2 separate regions of the Mus musculus genome follow, and region 2 is linked to region 1. A link is a loop called in an ENCODE intact Hi-C map of the cell type or tissue named here. Cell type or tissue: heart. All regions are shown on one strand. Each heading gives the region's core, and the rest is flanking DNA. Links, peaks and the distances in the headings are about the cores only.

Evidence for each region. A loop is a pair of places that touch in the nucleus more often than their neighbours do. Peaks named below come from ENCODE experiments on the same cell type or tissue, not always from the same donor. Only the 100,000 strongest peaks of a DNase experiment are listed, where the experiment ranks them.
Region 2: it touches region 1 in a loop (1.9-fold over the local background); 3 of 42 quality-filtered maps call a loop at or near these places.

Annotation. Positions count from the first base shown.
Region 1 is chr12:82,317,330-82,327,401 of GRCm38, reverse strand. All of the region lies in intron 1 of Sipa1l1 (signal-induced proliferation-associated 1 like 1), which reads right to left. Among named protein-coding and RNA genes, the nearest start is that of Sipa1l1, 11 kb to the right of the region's middle. In heart, for the core only: a CTCF peak has its summit at 5,365; no DNase peak of the experiment used is centred there.
Region 2 is chr12:82,369,781-82,379,852 of GRCm38, reverse strand. It overlaps Sipa1l1 (signal-induced proliferation-associated 1 like 1), which reads right to left. Exons shown (of 21, transcript NM_172579.3): 5 at 7,311-7,485. Among named protein-coding and RNA genes, the nearest start is that of Gm30916, 17 kb to the left of the region's middle. In heart, for the core only: no CTCF peak of the experiment used is centred there; no DNase peak of the experiment used is centred there; H3K27ac peaks cover 488 bases.

The DNA of each region.
Region 1 (10,072 bases), core at 1,143-9,142:
TTCTTAAACAAGCTTTAAGAAGTTTAATTCATAAGGGCATTGTACCTTGACCTAGTGGCACACATCTGTAATCGAAGCATTGGGGGGAAGAGGAGGAGGAGAATAGCCCAGGTTATATAGGAGATTTCATCTCAAAATGTAAAACAAAGTGTAACCCACTGTATGCTCTTGGCTATGTTTGTCATACGGTGCATTCTGATATTGTATTGCCTTGACAGTGATTATGAACTCGCTGTTCCTAACGCACTGCTGCTGGCACACTGCAGACTTAGTGCTCTCTCAACTTCATCTTAGTCCTGCTGCTGATTTCTTCCTTGAGTTAATATTTTAATAATTTTCTTTAAGGTAATACATTCAAAAGGACATTTCTCCCCATTTTTAATGCAGTACAAGGTGGCTGGTAGTTAACAGGACAAACTTTAAGACACACTGTTAACTTTTAAAACTGCTGTGTTCTACTCCATAGACAGGGCTATGCAGGAGAGAACACAGCGCGTATGTAAGAAGATGAGAAGACTGGAGGGATGGTAGGGAGTGGAAGGTTGATTCTGAGAAGGAAAATGTTTCCTTTTTTTATAAATATTTTGTTATAAAGAAGTTTTCCAGAGAAGCATAAGTGCACTGAGCCTAGAGCGCAGGAAAATACACACGCTCTGTGCTTTTTATTAAAGGAAGCGAGAGCTCAGTGAGGAACCACGAACACACGCCCATTGTAATAGAGGGGAAAGCCTCCCTTCTGCGGGCACTGCTTTTCAATGAGAATGATTTGCCAGTGACGTGGCTCTACTCTAGGAAGCCGTCAAGTTCACTAACTCATCATCAAAGAGTCAGCTGCAGACTGCACTACTTAAGTGGAGGGTAGATTACACTTGGAGCAGAGCTTTTCAGAACCTCAGTGGAGTTTGGCTTGATTAGCAAATTAGCTAAAGACATTTCAGTCAAACACTAACTCCCTTCCCAAAACCAGATTTAGGAAGCTTACATATAAAAATAGTTAAAAAAAAAAATACTCCCATTTGAGGAGATCTCCAAGGTCAAGAGAAATGGGAAGTCAAACAAGAATAACTCACCAGTTAATCATGTAAGTCAAGAGGATTCAGAAAGTGAGGAAAAGGATAGAAAAATGGAAACTAACAGGTCAAACTGAACCCTGTAAACAGAATGCAAAATAAAATAACATTTGGACAAAAGAACTGACGCTCCTCACAGTTCAAAAGAACTGAACTCACTCAAGTAATAGAGTAAGCTAAGCCCAAATGCTCTTCCTGGGGAGACGAAGAGAAACACAGTACAGAGAGTGAAAGACAAAAATCATTACTCCAAGGTCAGAGTAGAGAAGGTGTCCATTATTCCTACAAAGTAACTTCTGCCTGCTTAAGAATCAAGTCATTCTTCATTCTTAAGTGAGTAGAGAAAGAATGAAAAGAGGAAAAAACTGCCAAAAGTAAGAGCTGACAACAAGTTCAGGAGAGAACAAAACGTCCATAATAACCCATTACTAACACGTACTAACATTAGAGCAAAGGAGAACAGGTCTGTTACAGAGAGCAAAGCTATGTGATCATTCTTTAGGAATTTGAGCCCAGAACCTTCTGCATGACAGTAAGTAGTCTACTTCTGAGCCACATCTCTAGCCCTGTAATGGTCTGAATACGAATGGGCCCCACAGGCTCCTATGTTTAAAGGCTTGTTCGCCAGGGAGTGGAGCTCTTTGAAAGGTTTACAAGAATTGGGAGGTGTGGTCTTTTTAGAGAAAGTATGTCATTGGGGGTGGGCTTTGGGAGCCCAAGCCACACCCAGTTTCTCCTTGCCTGCTGTCTGTGGATCAGGATGTAGCTCTCAGCTATTACTCCAGGACTATGTGTGCTGCCACACTCCCCACCATGATGAATAGACTAGGCCACCGAAAATGTAAAGAAGGCCCCAATTAAATGTTTTCTTTTGTAAAAGCTGCTGTAGTAATGGTGTTTCTTCACAGCAATTAAAAAATAACTAAGACAAATCTCAAACTTCTATTTAAAAATAAAGATCATAAGCTGGGAGTGAGGTGGCATTATGGCAAGGTTCATGAGTATTATTTATAAGGCCTGGGTCTGATCTGTACCACATCGTGGGTAGGAGGACTAGAGGAACCGACGCTAGTATTTACTGTGTGCTAACTGTGTGCTAGTGAGTATGAGGAAGAGTTTGCCCTGAGGGATGCCTCAGTGGGTAAAGTGGATACTGAGCAAACACGAGGACCTGAGTTTGGATGCTGGCACCAAAGTATGGCCAGGTATGGTGACACTCAGCTATAACCCTAACACCAAGGAAGCAGACCCCTGAGTTCACTGGATGTCCAATAAGGCCAATCATTGAGCTCTGAGCTCACTGAGAGACCCTGTCTCAAAAATTAAGGAGGAGAAGAATTGAGGAAACCACCCAGCACTGACCTCTGGAACTAGAGTCTGGAGGAGGCGTCTTCATCGTTAGAATGCTTGCCTAACATGCACAAAATCAGAGCTTGGCTCTAACACTGTATGAGCTACACTGGGGAGAAGAGTAGGCCCGGGACAAGGAGCTAACTAGAAACACTTAGTAACCAACTGAGTAAGGTTGCCAAGACAAGCGCCTGAGACTGACAAAAGCCATGAATGGCTTCATCATGAGTGACAGCAGAATCAGGGCACAGGGCACTGCAGCGAACAGAGCAATAGAGTACAAAGTGGCCACAATGTCTGAAATCCCAGTCACAGGAAAATACACATGGTCAAAGAGTCATGGCTAAGACAGTAAGGTGGAAGACACCAGTAGTCAGAAACCTCAGTAGGCCAGACAAGAATACAATACAAACACAGACTCATCTATGTAGTGAAGCCATGGCTAGACTGAAGTCAAGATTTAAAAAAATCCTGCTAACAGAAGCTTAGTTTATAATAAACAAAATGCAAAATGCAGCACAGTGCTTTCAAGATATATAAGTCAAAAAGACTAAAAATTAAGTATTTGATAAAATCATATTAAAACAAAAAGACAGGAGGCAGTACTACCGGGAGGGTCTCAAGTTCTGTCTTTAAACATGGCATTTGGGGTCAAGTAACACATGAAATCAAGGTATACACTAGACATAAAAGGAGAAGGTACCTAACACTAGTTACATACACTACCATAATTTAGTAAATACTGCCATGTTTCTATTTTCCCCAAAGGGCTTCAAAACTGAAGGAGGATGTCAAACGACCCCCCGCCCCCCCGGTTGTATGACATTACAGGTTAGAAAGAGAGCAACAATAAGGAAAAAAATCCTCTGAGCATGAAAGGTCAGTAGCTCCATACACAGCTGCAAAGGGGGTAAGAACAACAGGCACGAAGCAACTCCTCCAATGATGTGGCCCTGCAGAACAGCATAAGCCTGAAAGCTGTCAGCACGGTAAGCTCACGGCTGACTCCCCGGAGAGCTGGATCACGGCCAGCTCACCTGTGCGCTCTGCTGATATGTGTGGAAAGGAATCATCCCCATCTCACGGAGTTTCATTATCAGTGAGAACAAATAAGACTTCTACATGCTGACAGAAAATTTCTTTTAAAAAAAGAAATAAATTTAAGCCAGGCAGGGGCAGCCCATGCCTTTAATCCCAACACTTGGGAGGCAGAGGCAGTCGGATCTCTGCGAGTTTGGGGCCAGCCTGCCCTAAAACGTGAATTCCAGGACCAAGACACCCAAGACTACACAGAGAAACCCTGTCTTGAAAAAAAACAAACAAACACCAAAACAAAAAACCAAACCAAATAAAAAAAAAATCACCAAATATGTTTCAGTTTTCAAATTAAGCATGACCAAATTCACATTTTCCCCATGATACAACTAGCAGTAAGGAAGACTTCTAAAGCAGAGTATCTGTTACCCTAAGATCTGAGTCACCTGGAAAATGACAGCCTGGCTAGAGAAAGGCGTCCGAAAGAATATTCTCAAAAAACAAGCTTCACAATTGATTCTAGAAAATCAAGAATCAAGGGAATTCAAAGGCCCAGGACTTCTAAATGTATTTGGTACCCAGTGTCCTTAGGCCCTGAGGTAAGGCACATTGCTCTCTGCCTGAGCCTCTCCCTCTGAGCTCTTCACCACAGATTACTCATTTGTTCTGGCAAATGTGCGAAACACTAACCTAGCCCCAGAGAACAAATAAGTCTTTAAATCACTCGTGCTCCCAGTGACAGGTCTAGAGTCTCCTGGTCTGATGAACGAAAACTAAGCAGAAGTCTGCAACAGCCCACTTCTTGGCACACTTGAGCTCTCTCACGGAAAGACCAGGCATGGCCAGGGCTTGCTTTCTCCTTCTTTCTCTTGGAGCTCAGGATGGATAGAAGAACAACAGGCCAGCATGACCAGACACCAGTGGAATTAAACACAAAGCTACAGGATCCCCAAAGCATTACCAGATGCACGAGTCAGCCTGAGAGTGGTGCCTTCCGGGAAGGCTTCTTATGTGGCAAACTTAAGTATTTGCTGGAGCTGCTGGCCTGGCTTGCCACTGCGTTCCTGATAGGGCAGATGTACCCAAACACATAACTGTGGTTTTCACTTACAAACAGTTGCTTGTAACTGAATAGTACTGTGATGAAAGAGTATGCTTAAATACTTTATAAGTCAAACAAAACAGATGAGTATATATAAATGATAAAAATCAATGGAAAGGGTACACCTCAAATTCTAATTCCTACAGTAGTGAGTCCACTGAAATGCGCAAGACTGTTCATCAGCAGCATGAGCTTCTATACTAACAAAAAGGTCCCTGCCTGTATTTCAATAATTACCCACGGAAAAGTACACCACGGGTGAGAAGAGAAGCCAACCCTCCGCAATCACACAAGTCCACTCTCGTGGGAACACTCCTACTCCATGTGGAAGAAGGTGCCTTAGTTTTTTAGTCATTAGAAAACATGTTTTTGGAAAATTCAAAATTAACATTTGGTTAGGAGGCAAAATCAGAAAAGTTCTTATCCTGTTTCCAATGATGAATCCAGCTCAGAATACTCCAGCGATGGATTAAGAACTGGATACTAGTTTTTAAAAGTTCTCTGTTTTATGTTTACTTATCAGATAATAAAAGTATCTCAAACTGACATCTCTCAAAGCTTATTACTACCATATATGATAAAATCATGAATTCTTGATTTTTTTTGTTACAATCTTAAAATGAATCCCCCCCCCAGCCCCAAGAGAATTCAGAGCCACTGTGGAGTGGGGGGTGAGGGGCGAGTTCTTTAAGTTGTGCGCACTACAGCAAATGCCTAGACACTGTTCATGGCAGGCTAAGCCCTCCTCTGTAAAAAGTTATAGTTAAAATTAAGCAGAAAATGGAAACACTGACATCTGCTGCTAGTTTGCATGCATTTAAAATGCTTCAAAATTAAATAGTGAAGATTAGAATACTGAGACTTAAAACCTAAATCTTCACAAGCCAATCACCCACAGGGGTGTCCACCTGTGTGGCCCAGCCACCTCACAGTGGGTCAGCACAGCCAGTGCTTCCCTGGGGTGGCACTGGTGCTGGTGCTGAGCCTGGCACACTGGCAGTGGCCCACAGCCTTGCAGATGCTCTGTGCACGCACTTCACCAGGGAGCCTCAGGCCCCACAGAGGCCCTTCTCAAAACTTCTGACATCTTGGAGCCCTCCAGGTGCTTGGTTTCATAATGTCTCCCAGCAACATGGCTGGGCTAAGGGTGCTGCTCAAGGGGAGAATCCTGGCCTCGCCTCTCTGTCCCCAGCACCGAAAAGAGGGAGGAAAGGAACTGGTAAGGACTCAGCTTATTCAAAGAATCCAACACTGCTACATGAAGACTCAGCTCACGTGCGTTATTCTGTCCTCTGCTCTCTGAGTAACGCACAGGCTGTAGGGGACGCACCATCCCTTCCCCAAGCATCTCTCCTCCATCTTCCCTCATCTCAGTGTCCACTCATCTATCTGTCCAAAGTGCACTGTTCCCAGGGGAGCATGCTCTAGAAAGCGTGCCCCACCGCCCACCACGAGTCCCACATTAAAAGCAATATCCCATTCGGTTGACCAAGGGAACAGATGAGAGGAAAAAAGCACACAAAGACAAACTGCCCCGGTTCAGTCGTTACTGTTTTAACCTAAGATGTCTTTCACAGTATTTAGCTCCATGGTGATGGGAGCAGGCGGAAAAATATAGAAACACGGAAAGAACAAATCCCTTCAGAATATTTTAAGGTTTCTAACGCAAAGCTTAATATGGAATTACAGAAACATGTAAGGTGAGAATACTCATAACTTAGTAATGGTGTAAGTCAAACAATTTTTATAATAGCTTTAAAATTTTATATTCCACTAATAAAACAAAACAGAAAACAAAAAAGATTTTGACTTCATTTTTGAACTAAAGAAAATGTTTCAATATTTAGAAGAGTGGGTTTTACCTGAGGTTGTCTTCACTCTTGTCAGGACCCAGGGACATCCATGGTCACAAAACTGAGAGTGGGAGCATGCTACTGTCATCTACAGGATGCTGCAAAGCACCGGGTAACTCCATAGCAAGGCAAGTTGCTCCCTAGCACCTTGGTTAAGCCACATGCAATAACCACGGTGCTGAGGAGAAAAGGCTGCAGCTCCTAGGGACCCACTGGCTACTGTTACCCAATCCAGCAAGTTCCAGAGCCAGTGGGAAACCCTGTCTCAAAAAATAACGCGGCGGGGGCTGAGGCAGACAGCTGCTGTCAAGGCCTGGATCCTATAAGGAAAAAAATTCTTCACTAACCCCACATCTGATAGAGGGCCAATATCCAAAATATATAAAGAACTCAAGAAGCAAAACTCAAAAAAAAAAAAAAAAAAAAAAGCTAACCTCCAAAAACCCAAACAACCCAATCAAAAAATAGAGTATAGAACTAGAGAGAGAATTCACAAAAGAGGAATCTGGAATGGCTGAGAAGCACTTAAACAAACGTTCAAAGTCCTTAGTGATTAAAGAAATGCAAATCAAAACGACCTTGAGATTCCACCTTACACCAATCAGAATGGCAAGAATAAAAAACTCAAGGGACAGCTCTTGTTAGTGAGAATGTGAAGAAAGAGGAACACTCCTCCTTTGCTGGTGGGATTGCAAACTGGTAGAACCAGATTGCTCTGCCAATCAGTCTGGAGGCGCCACAGAAAATTGGAAAGAGATCTACCTGAAGACCCAGCTATACCACTCTTGGGCATATACCCAACAGATGCCCCACCAACCATGCCACAAGAGCAAGTGTTCCACTATGTTCACAGTAGCCTTAGCTGTGATAGCCAGAAGCTGGAAGCAACCTGGGAGGAGGAGTTAGCTAAGAGAACAAGCTAGTCAGCCACTTGGCCACTCTGGGCTGCCATGTAACTGGGTACATTGGTTTTCACAGAAAAGAACAATCACTCATGCCTCAACAGACGGTCCGCTTAAACTAGGAGATTAGTACAATGTGTTTGGTGACCTTTGTTGAGTCACCACACAGAAACCTTGCAACTGGTTAATTTGTGACTAAAACTATCAAGTGTCAGTGGCTGACCTATCTCAACCCAGTGAATCTGGACAGAGATGATGACAATAAATAAAACAGCAAAACGATCCAGAGGTGCAGAAGCGTGGGGTGCTGTGTAGAGAGCTCTTCACTAGGAAGGATAAGAGAAGGAAGGAGGGGAGAGAAGGAACAGAGAAGGGGCAGCCGAGGAAAGAAAAGTGAGCACGTGAGAAATGAGAACCTCCCATGGAAAAGACTGGGTACTGGGAAAGGGGAGGTTTCAAAGAGAAGCAATGGTGGGGAAGTGGCCACCAGTAACCTGACCCACAGATCCACTGATGCCAGGCCTTCTGCTGTGACAGTGAGGGTCAGAGGAAACACTCCAGATCTTCTGCCAGTACACAAGAACACTCAAAAGCCAAGTCGCCAGACTTAACAAAACCACAGTGTATATTCCTTCATGGCTTTATAATACAGCTCTCTTAAGTTCTCTATTATAGCACAATGCCAGGGAGCACAGGAGAGGGAGCACTTCTCAGACTTAACAAAACCACAGTGTATATTCCTTCATGGCTTTATAATACAGCTCTCTTGAGATCTCTATTATAGCACAATGCCAGGGAGCACAGGAGAGGGAGCACTTCTCAGACTTAACAAAACCACAGTGTATATTCCTTCATGGCTTTATAATACAGCTCTCTTGAGTTCTCTATTATAGCACAATGCCAGGGAGCACAGGAGAGGGAGCACTTCTCAGACTTAACAAAACCACAGTGTATATTCCTTCATGGCTTTATAATACAGCTCTCTTGAGTTCTCTATTATAGCACAATGCCAGGGAGCACAGGAGAGGGAGCACTTCTCAGACTTAACAAAACCACAGTGTATATTCCTTCATGGGCTTTATAATACAGCTCTCTTAAGTTCTCTATTATAGCACAATGCCAGGGAGCACAGGAGAGGGAGCACTTCTCAGACTTAACAAAACCACAGTGTATATTCCTTCATGGGCTTTATAATACAGCTCTCTTAAGTTCTCTATTATAGCAAATGCCAGGGAGCACAGGAGAGGGAGCACTTCTCAGACTTAACAAAACCACAGTGTATATTCCTTCATGGCTTTATAATACAGCTCTCTTAAGTTCTCTATTATAGCACAATGCCAGGGAGCACAGGAGAGGGAGCACTTCTCAGACTTAACAAAACCACAGTGTATATTCCTTCATGGCTTTATAATACAGCTCTCTTGAGTTCTCTATTATAGCACAATGCCAGGGAGCACAGGAGAGGGAGCACTTCTCAGACTTAACAAAACCACAGTGTATATTCCTTCATGGGCTTTATAATACAGCTCTCTTGAGTTCTCTATTATAGCACAATGCCAGGGAGCACAGGAGAGGGAGCACTTCTCAGACTTAACAAAACCACAGTGTATATTCCTTCATGGGCTTTATAATACAGCTCTCTTAAGTTCTCTATTATAGCACAATGCCAGGGAGCACAGGAGAGGGAGCACTTCTCAGACTTAACAAAACCACAGTGTATATTCCTTCATGGCTTTATAATACAGCTCTCTTAAGTTCTCTATTATAGCACAATGCCAGGGAGCACAGGAGAGGGAGCACTTCTCAGACTTAACAAAACCACAGTGTATATTCCTTCATGGCTTTATAATACAGCTCTCTTAAGTTCTCTATTATAGCACAATGCCAGGGAGCACAGGAGAGGGAGCACTTCTCAGACTTAACAAAACCACAGTGTATATTCCTTCATGGCTTTATAATACAGCTCTCTTAAGTTCTCTATTATAGCACAATGCCAGGGAGCACAGGAGAGGGAGCACTTCTCAGACTTAACAAAACCACAGTGTATATTCCTTCATGGCTTTATAATACAGCTCTCTTAAGTTCTCTATTATAGCACAATGCCAGGGAGCACAGGAGAGGGAGCACTTCTCAGACTTAACAAAACCACAGTGTATATTCCTTCATGGTCTTTATAATACAGCTCTCTTGAGTTCTCTATTATAGCACAATGCCAGGGAGCACAGGAGAGGGAGCACTTCTCAGAATGAACTTCAAAATACCAGAGGGTGCAGACACCCGCTCAGCCCTCGATCACTGCCACACACAGGTCTCAAAATCTATCTTTTCTTTCCTGTCTTTATTACAGGAGCAGAGCAACTTCTCCAAAGTTACATGCCTCTCTAGACAGACAGACCAACTGACGGGGGGGGGGGGGGGGGGAGAAATGGACCCTAATCAAGATCACTGAGCAGAGTGCACCCAGCTTCTCTTCGAGGAGCCTCTCTCCCCTCCATCACAGGCTGGAGAGCCATAATCAGCAGAACCAGAGAGGGATGCTCTGAAGACTGCTTCACACCCCAAGGCTCTCGACAGCTTTCAATCTGAGGACATCCCTTGGTAACGCTGGTGTCCCCAGGCCCTCCAGTGGTGTGCTCCAAGTTCTAGGAGAACATGTATCAGATGGCATCAATGATGACCATGCCCGGATGGCAAAGCAGAGATGGTTTTTATTCCTCTGTTCCTTTGCATTTCCTACATTTCACAAGTATCTGTCATTCT
Region 2 (10,072 bases), core at 1,505-9,504, 52 kb before region 1:
CACGAGCTCCGGGGGGGGGGGGGTACTGGTTAGTTCATATTGTTGTTTCGCCTATACGGTTGAAGACCCCTTCAGCGGCTTGAGGCCATCTTCTGATACATATGCAGCTAAAGACACGAGCTCCGGGTGGGGGGGGGGGTACTGGTTAGTTCATATTGTTGTTCCGCCTATAGAGTTGAAGACCCCTTCAGCGGCTTGAGTACTTTCTCTAGCTCCTCCATTGGGGCCCCTGTGACCCATCCAATAGCTGACTGTGAGCATCCACTTCTGTGTTTGCCAGGCACTGACATCGCCTCACAAGAGACAGCCATATCAGGGTCCTTTCAGCAAAATCTTGCTGGTGTATGCAATGGTGTCAGCGTTTGGAGGCTGATTATGGGATGGATCCCTGGATATGGCAGTCTCTAGATGGTCCATCCTTTCGTCTCAGCTCCAAACTTTGTCTCTGTAACTCCTTCCATAGGTGTTTTGTTCCCAATTCTAAGAAGGGGCAAAGTGTCCACACTTTGGTCTTCGTTCTTCTTGAGTTTCATGTGTTTTGCAAATTGTATCTTGTATCTTGGGTATTCTAAGTTTCTGAGCTAATATCCACTTATCAGTGAGTACATATTGTGTGAGTTTCTTTGTGAATGTGTTACCTCACTCAGGATGATGCCCTCCAGGTCCATCCATTTGCCTAGGAATTTCATAAATACATTCTTTTTAATAGCTGAGTAGTACTCCATTGTATAAATGTACCACATTTTCTGTATCCATTCCTCTGTTGAGTGGCATCTGGGTTCTTTCCAGCTTCTGGCTATTATAAATAAGGCTGCTATGAACATAGTGGAGCATGTGTCCTTCTTACCGGTTAGAACATCTTCTGGATATATGCCCAGGAGAGGTATTGCGGGATCCTCCTGTAGTACTATGTCCAATTTTCTGAGGAACTGCCAGACTGATTTCCAGAGTGCTTGTACAAGCTTGCAATCCCACCAACAATGGAGGAGTGTTCCTCTTTCTCCATATTGCCAGCATCTGCTGTCACCTGAATTTTTGTTCTTAGCCATTTTGACTGGTGTGAGGTGGAATCTCAGGGTTGTTTTGATTTGCATTTGCCTGATGATTAAGGATGCTGAACATTTTTCAGGTGCTTCTCGGCCATTTGGTATTCCTCAGTTGAGAATTCTTTGTTTAGCTCTGAGCCCCATTTTTTAATGAGGTTATTTGATTTTCTGGAGTCCACCTTCTTGAGTTCTTTATATATATTGGATACTAGTCCCCTATCTGATTTAGGATTGGTAAAGATCCTTTCCCAATCTGTTGGTGGCCTTTTTGTCTTATTGACAGTGTCTTTTGCCTTGCAGAATCTTTGCAATTTTATAAGGTCCCATTTGTCGATTCTCGATCTTACAGCACAAGCCATTGCTGTTCTGTTCAGGAATTTTTCCCCTGTACCCATATCTTCAAGGCTTTTCCCCACTTTCTCCTCTATAAGTTTCACTGTCTCTGGTTTTATGTGGAGTTCCTTGATCCACTTAGATTTAACCTTAATATAAGGAGATAGGAATGGATCAATTCGCATTCTTCTACATGATAACCACCAGTTGTGCCAGCACCATTTGTTGAAAATGCTGTCTTTTTGCCACTGGATGGTTTTTGCTCCCTTGTCAAAGATCAAGTGACCATAGGTGTGTGGGTTCATTTCTGGGTCTTCAATTCTATTACACTGGTCTACTTGTCTGTCACTATACCAGTACCATGCAGTTTTTATCATAATTGCTCTGTAGTAAAGCTTTAGGCCAGGCATGGTGATTCCATCAGAGGTTCTTTTATCCTTGAGAAGAGTTTTTGCTATCCTAGGTTTTTTGTTATTCCAGATGAATTTGCAAATTGCCCTTCCTAATTCGTTGAAGAATTGAGTTGGAATTTTGATGGGGATTGCATTGAATCTGTAGATTGCTTTTGGCAAGATAGACATTTTCACTATATTGATCCTGCCAATCCATGAGCATGGGAGATCTTTCCATCTTCTGAGATTTTCTTTAATTTCTTTCTTCAGAGACTTGAAGTGCTTATCATACAGATCTTTCACTTCCTTAGTTAGAGTCACGCCAAGGTATTTTATATTATTTGTGACTATTGAGAAGGGTGTTGTTTCCCTAATTTCTTTCTCAGCCTGTTTATCCTTTGTGTAGAGAAAGGACATTGACTTGTTTGAGTTAATTTTATATTCAGCTACTTCACCGAAGCTGTTTATCAGGTTTAGGAGTTCTCTGGTGGAATTTTTAGGGTCACTTATATATACTATCATATCATCTGCAAAAAGTGATATTTTGACTTCTTCCTTTCCAATTTGTATCCCCTTGATCTCCTTTTGTTGTCGAATTGCGCTGGGTAGGACTTCAAGTACAATGTTGAATAGGTAAGGAGAAAGTGGGCAGCCTTGTCTAGTCCCTGATTTTAGTGGAATTGCTTCTAGCTTCTCACCATTTACTTTGATGTTGGCTACTGGTTTGATATAGATTGCTTTTTATCATGTTTAGGTATGGGCCTCGAAGGGTGTTGGATTTTGTCAAATGCTTTCTCCACATCTAACGAGATGATCATGTGGTTTTTGTCTTTGAGTTTGTTTATATAGTGGATTACGTTGATGGATTTCCGTATATTAAACCATCTCTGCATCCCTGGGATGAAACCTACTTGGTCAGGATGGATGGTTGTTTTGATGTAAGAGCATGTACTCTTAGCCACTGAACCATCTCTCCAGCCCCCAAGGTTCTATGTTCTTTCTAACTTGTGAGTGAGTCTAGGCTAAAGCACCGACTCCAGCTACCCATTGGCTGCAGCTGAAATCCTGGGGTGGCACACAACACTGCAGTGAATTAGGGAGGGCAGGGCGCTGAGGAATGCTTCACAAAGGACCTCAAAGTCCCGTGTGTGCTGACGTGACAACCAAGCTTCATTCAGGCAATAACTTCTCAAATAATCATCCGTAAATTTAGCTTAAAATAAGGGTGGTCTCCAGCTTTCAAATCAATGTCGTAGAGAGAAGTTTATTTTTCTCTTTAGTCTAGTGTGTTTGCCAACCAAATCTGGAAACAAACAGGAAGCCCAAAAATTCACTGCTGAACATTTCTTTAGAGATCTGTTCCAGCCAACAACATATTTATCTGACGCTTATTTGTTTGTCTTTACTGCTGAGATGAGAGAACGGACTTTGTGCAGATGGGTAGGAAAGAGAGGAAATGCCTCCACTGTTTCGCCAGGCTTAGCTTTCCTGACTCTCCTGTTTCACAGCAGAATAAAAACCTCAAAACAGTTACGATGATGTGTAGAAGTGTCTCAGCAGACAATTTGGGTGAGAAAAGGTCAAGTACACCAGAAAGGGAAGGGACAGAGACTAGAGGTCAAGTCATGGATTCATGCTCACACATTAGCCGGCCATACCACCAGAGCTGTCACAGGTCATAATGCTTATTAGCTATCTAACCATAGGCATGTGAATGTATATAAAGACAATTTAGCTAGCAATTTGTGGGATTCAACTAAGATAGCATGCATGCACAGACTGATTGACTGATAGATTGACTGAATGAATGAGTGAATGAATATAAAAGTGAATCTACAACTTCTGTTCCAGCCATAATTCTCACTATAAATTTGAAAATTTGGTAAGATATTTGAACCAACTGATTTCAAACATCCAACAAAGGACAGCATTAGACAATCTGTGGTCCATGCTGGGATGGTGTCAGTGAGGGGTGGCAACAAGGAAGTAAGGTGAGCCCTATAATGTCCCAGTTCACTACTCAGGTGGAATTTTGGGACAATGGTACAGGATAGGCTAAGCCCAGTCTGAAGAGAGAAGCCAGCATACAATGGAGTTCAGGAAGTCTGAAGCAACAAATACTTGCAGAATATCGGTACTGAGCTTAGTATCCAAGAGAGGCAAAGCTCAGAGCCAGCAAAGCTCAATATCTGAACAAGGTACCCTTAAGTACTGGACAAAAATAATCTACATATGCACAGGGTTCCTTTCTAAAAAACAAACAAATAAAATAATTAGAGCAGGAGCCACCAAACTGTTTGGAGGTGGAAGACATGTGAATCCATCCCACACAGGCACACTGGAGACATCTAATTCAACAGGATGCTGGTCAGGTCATGCCACTTCATGCCTTAGAAACACTACAAGGCTACTACTGTACGTAGCTGTAGGCAAGGCTAATCAAGCTTCAGGGAAACCAAGTGGTTCTTTCAGGGTGTTCACTGACATCTACACAGTGATGGCATTCAGGAAATGCAGCACTTCTTAAGTAAGCAGCCAGTGGGAGCAGTGAGGCGGAACTCAATCCAGGAAAAATCCAACACCAGGAAGAAATCCAGGAAGACACAAACAGAAATCCTAAAGGATTTAAAGGACAAGATGAACCCAATGAAGCTCAGAGAATGGAAGACTTAAAAAATTACCAAGTACAACTTCTGGTCGATAAAACCGTATTTTACTGGAAGTGTCACTGGATCAAATTAGTGTGAATTAGGATGTTCTACAGAATGGGCGGGAAAGAGAAAGGAAGCTGAAGATGTGCTGATAGAAATTATCAAAACGGAAGCATAACGGTGTGGAAAAGCTGAACAAATAAAACCAGAGCCTCATTAGCTTTTGGAACACTAGTGACAATATACAACCCATGTGCAACAGGGGACCAGAGGGTAAGCACACACACAAACCACACAAAGTGTTTGAATTTGGAAAAACCTGCATGTTCATAGATCTGCATAAGCTCTACTGAGGAACTGCCTTTGGGACAGGGTCTCACAAAACCAGTTTGGCCTCAAACTTACTATTTAGCCAAGGACAACATTGAGTTTCTGATCCTCCTCCCTCTACCTCCTGAGTTCAGTCTTGCCCACCTCCCTGGTTTCTCATCCTACAGTGTGATCTCCTCCACCTGTGCCCGGCACTGGGCGGCTTTGACAGGAGCACAGCACACGCCAGCACCATGGTTTCATGCCTCCAGAACTGAGCCAACCCGTTTTCTTCCCAAACTAGCTAGCCTTGGGTATTTTGTTACACCAAGAAAAAGCAGATGAAGGCATATTCTGTAAAAGCAGAGAAGTAACTCTATCAGAACCCTCTCAGTGAGAAGGGACACTTTTGTAGAATATATTACATAATTCTAGATTGTGCAGTCAGAGGCAGCTTGCCACGCTAGGTCCATCTTTCTCTAGCTGTCAAGTTGATAGGACTTGGGGCCAAATCTCAGTGATTTGACTGCTTTATTAGCCACCACATTGCATTTCTGGATGCCTTTATGACATCACCTACATCATCAACAGGTTAGCTTGATAGTTGGCACACAGTCTTCTGGGCTACCGCTGACCACTCAGTTATAGAAGCAAGGCCCGTATTTCAGTGGGTTCTCCCTGGTGATGATCTGCAGAGCCCTACAACTTGTGACAGGCACAGACTCTGTGAGGTGGACATCATAACATTGGGACACAAAGAGCTAAAGGGCACCTAACAATTTAAGATCTTACAGAGCTGCAAGCAGGGCCAGGCATTAACATACTATTTAAGCAGCTAGGCTATTTATGGCTTTTCATAGTTGCTCTTGCATGGTGTCTCTAAGCTGCCAACAGCAAAACTATGGCAACAGGAAATTCCTCCCTGCAGTGGAGTTTATGAATGCTTTTCTGTTTTCATGAGTCAATGCCTTATTTAATTTCCTGTACAGAAAACCAGAGAGATTACTATAGCCTGCAACACATATGTGCTAATCCAAAGACCCTCTCAAAGAAAAACAGGTCACAGCTGTCTAAAGATAGTTTTTTAGATAAAATTGAAATTCTCTCCCCACAAAGGAGCACCAGAATCGACATACTGCCTCCCAAACCAACACCTGAGAGCTTAACTGCCCTCCTGAAGGGGTCTAGAAACCTAGCAGGATTCTGCACTGTAGTTAAACAGATTGACTTATCACTGGGCCTTTAATCAACATACCGATGCAAACCAACAGGCCTGGTTTTGTAGATTCTGGTACCAAAGGAGCAGAAGGGATAGCACTTGGGGAGAGAGAGGACCAGCAAGGGCCGGGAGGAAGACAGGCAGTAGGGAAATACAAAGTACAATGACACACAACACGGAAAAGTTGTCACAACATCTAAATAAGTTTTAAGATAAACAGACTAGAGAGATGACTTATGGATAAAGTCCCAAGTTCGAATCCTCAAAACTCATATTAATATAGCGAGTGTGGTGGCGCAAGCTTGGAGAGTGAGTACTGAGCAGGTGGAGACAGGCTTAACCGTGGAGCTCACTGCCCACCAGCCTGGTTTCTGTGGTGAACTTCTGGTCTCTAAACACTGGAAGGATGACTCCTGAGGAACAACATCCATGGCTCACCTGTGGCATCTACATGCACACATACATGTGTACACACATGTATCACCACGTTAATAGAACTGTAGGCAACAGAAACAACAGATACAGATGGGTGTAGCAAGCTGACCCCATTGGTAGAGTCACTTGCCACAAAGCCATGTAACCTGAGTTTGAACCCACGTAAAGGTAGAAGGAAGAAGCTGGGTGTAGTGACATACACCTTTAATCCTAGCACTGAAGAGACAGAAAGGTCTTTATGAGTTCCAGGTCAGTCTGGTCTACATGGGGAGTTCCAGGTCAGCCAAAGACACATAATGAGATGGCGATTCCAAAACAAAAAAAAAAAAAAAAAAACAAAAAAACAAAAAAAAAACAAAAACAAAACAAAAAAAAACCAAACAAACCAAACCCAAAAAGGGAACAGACTCCACGAAGTTTGTCTTTGACCTCTACAGGAACTTGGGGGCAGAAGTAGTGGACACACATACAGTCACATGCACATATACATCACATACAAACACCCAAACACACATATAAACAAGGATATAAAAAAGAATGTAAAAATAAATTAGAAAGTTATGTAAAGGTTGGCTATGCAGAAGAACACAAGGATTATATAATAAACCAATAAAAGTAAACTGTATAGGTCTTACAATCAGACTAAGTTTCTGGCCTTTTCAGTCCTCCTAACGTTCATCCATGTGAATGAATCTCTGCAGTTCCACCTGGTACACTGAGCACCATTTGTGCCCAAGCCCTGACCCATGCACAGGTCTGATGACAGCGATGCCATTTGGGCCATGGTCTTTGATGTTTCTAGTGCTACAGCCTCCCAGTCTGATTTTCTGCAGCAAGAGGCAGTGCTGTTGGATGATGGTTTAGCAAATGCACATCAGCATGCAGGAGAAATCAAGCAGAGCAGGAAGGGGTAAGTATGTCTTACTTTTGGTGTCAAGCTGCGCACGATACTTCTCGAATCCTTTTAGCCGGACTCGTTCCCCCAGCAGCTGAAGGAACTCCTCAAAGGCTGGGCCTGCAGACTCGTTGTTGTACATCTCCTCCTCCGTGCTCTGGCCTGCTTTGCAGTACATGATGCCTACTTTCTGCTGATAGTTCAGCTGTGGAGGCAGGAGATACAGTGAGGTAAATAGAGATGGGCATGCTTTGCCTCCCAGTGCTAACAAGTCCTGCAGGACACACTCCCAGCTAGCTAGCTCCCTTCTCGGGGAATCCTTTTAATTCTTCTGCCTCAGATCCAAAAACTACAATGGAACAACCACCTCTAATCCCCTCAGCTAAAAGAAAGGACAGAGGAGTAAGCTGGAATTGCTGCACGCCACATCCTACAGCACTGAGCAGGTGGTGGGGTTTCAGGGAATTTCTTTTCCTGATTTACAAAGTAGGAGAGGCTTTAGAACAGCCCGAACAAAACTGCCAACCGTCCTCAATGATCTCCCCTTTACCAATCTAAGGCCTTTAAATAAAAACAGACATCTATTCATCAAAACATTAATACTTTAAAATAAATTGTTTTGAACTAAAAAGCCCATTAATAACCGTGTCATTGAAGAATTTGAGCAGATTTGCACCACCACCATTTGAACAGTGTGCTGACTGTGCTCCAGCATAGAGCTTGGGTAGAGACCAGTGTCACCAGCACACAGCTGGAGACACTTCTTAATGTCTTAATGGCAGGACAGCTTGGGGGCAGATATACCTTTTACACTGCCCTTAAAGTTAGCATTCCCAGATGTAAATGAGATACAACAGTGTTCACATTGCCCTTAAGTGAAGCATTCCCAGATGTCGCTGATACAGCAGTGATCAAGACACACACTCATCACCGAGAAGCTTGCCATCTGACAAACAACTTTGCAAAGGATACTGAGCTCCCAATAAGAAGTAAGTTTGCAACATAAAAATGTAGACCTGGAGAACTAGTATAAACAGTGCTGAGCTCTTAACCCTCTCCCTCAATGGTCCAGCAACCATGGAGCTGAGCATTTCGTCTAGGGAAAAAATGGGGGCTGAGGGGTGGGGGCTGATGCTGTCCCTTGGTGCTGTTTGCTTAGACATCACTGGAATCCAACCTTGTGAGGCATAAACGCTGGTTCCACATTCTGGAGCTCAAACAGCCTTCTACTTCTGCCTCTGGAGCAGCTGTGACTACAGGGGCAGCCACTATGCCTGGTAAGGTGAAGTTTTAGTAACCAGCATCTACTGAATACCTGCTACCTGCCAAATACCACATAATATGGACCATACAGTTATTGCAGGTCAGCTTATTATCGCAGCACAGACTATCCGCTTGACCTTACTCATCTGGCAGATAAATGAATGAATGGAAGAAAAGTAATTTGTGCAGTGGGTAGTCCTGCCTTAGCTGCTTGCTTTTTTTTTTTTTTTTTTAATTAAAAAAAAAAAAAAAACCAGAGTCTCTCTGTGTAGCCCTTACTGGCCTGGGCCATCCTCTATAGACCAGGCTAGTCTTGATCTTGCAAGAGATGAGCCTTCTACCTCCCAAGTGCTGGGATTAAAGGGGTGCACCAGTAAGCCTGCCTCATAATCTTCCTTTATTCTGTGTCTGTCATGTAACATGAATCCAAAGCCACTTATTTGCAATTCTCAAGTTGAAAATAAAAGAAATCAATTTAAGCAAACACACTTGGAAGCAAAATTGATAAAGGGTTGTCATCCTAACTTTTAATTTATTCTTCTTGGTATGAATATTCATATTTTCCCTGCATAAATATTCATGTCTTTGACAGTGGAATGCTATCCCATATCACACTGGGAATATTAACATGTTGTGCATGTATTTTATTATCCTTCTACAATTTGAAAATTACTGACTTCTGAAGACACATTCAGGTTCCTGCCATTTGAGACCTCTAAACCTTTATGCATGTTCTGCCTTTATCAACATTCTAAATGACATACAAGGTTCACAGAAAAGCATCTTCGGAAAGACATCCGTTGCTTGCTTGCTTTCTGTCCCTTTCCCCTCCTTAGGTAACAGAGAGCTCACCATGCCCAGACATGAAGTCAACTGCACAGGACTGGCTCTGCTCACTTGTCCCTACACACATGGGGACAAAGTAAGGCCCAACTTTCAACCTTGCAAAGAGCTAAACAAGCTAATATGTACTGGGAGGAAGACAGCGTGTAAGATAGGAGTATTCTTACTTCACTTTAATGGTAACAAGCATACACTGGTTTGCTTATTTTGTTTGTTTGTTTTTGTTTTGTTTATCACACTTGGGAGGGAAAAAAAGCAAGGAAAATATCAAAGTATAATCACTGACACTTCAGCCCTGCCTCAGCTGGCTGCTAACGCTAGCATAGCAGGAGAACCCTGAAAGGAGAGGTTTCATCCCAGCTTTAGAACCCAGCTAAGAGTCCTATTAGATCTCTGAGAGGAAGGAGGGAATGGTACGCCCTCTGCCCATTACAGAGGCAGTCCTGAACACAGCAGTTTGAATGGCAGCACTTCCTCACCCTACAGGCAGAACTCAGAGATAGTGATCTGGAGACAGGAGGGAGCTCTGAGTTCTGTGCTGTCTGGCTGCACCTCCCAGATCAGCCTGCACAGGCCACAGATACAAGTCGCCCTGCTCAGTGGGAAGCATTTTTTCCCTTTTGGTTTGTAGGTTATTTTAAAGAACCTCTTACAGGCCTAAGGTTTCACTGCAAAATTCAACAGGT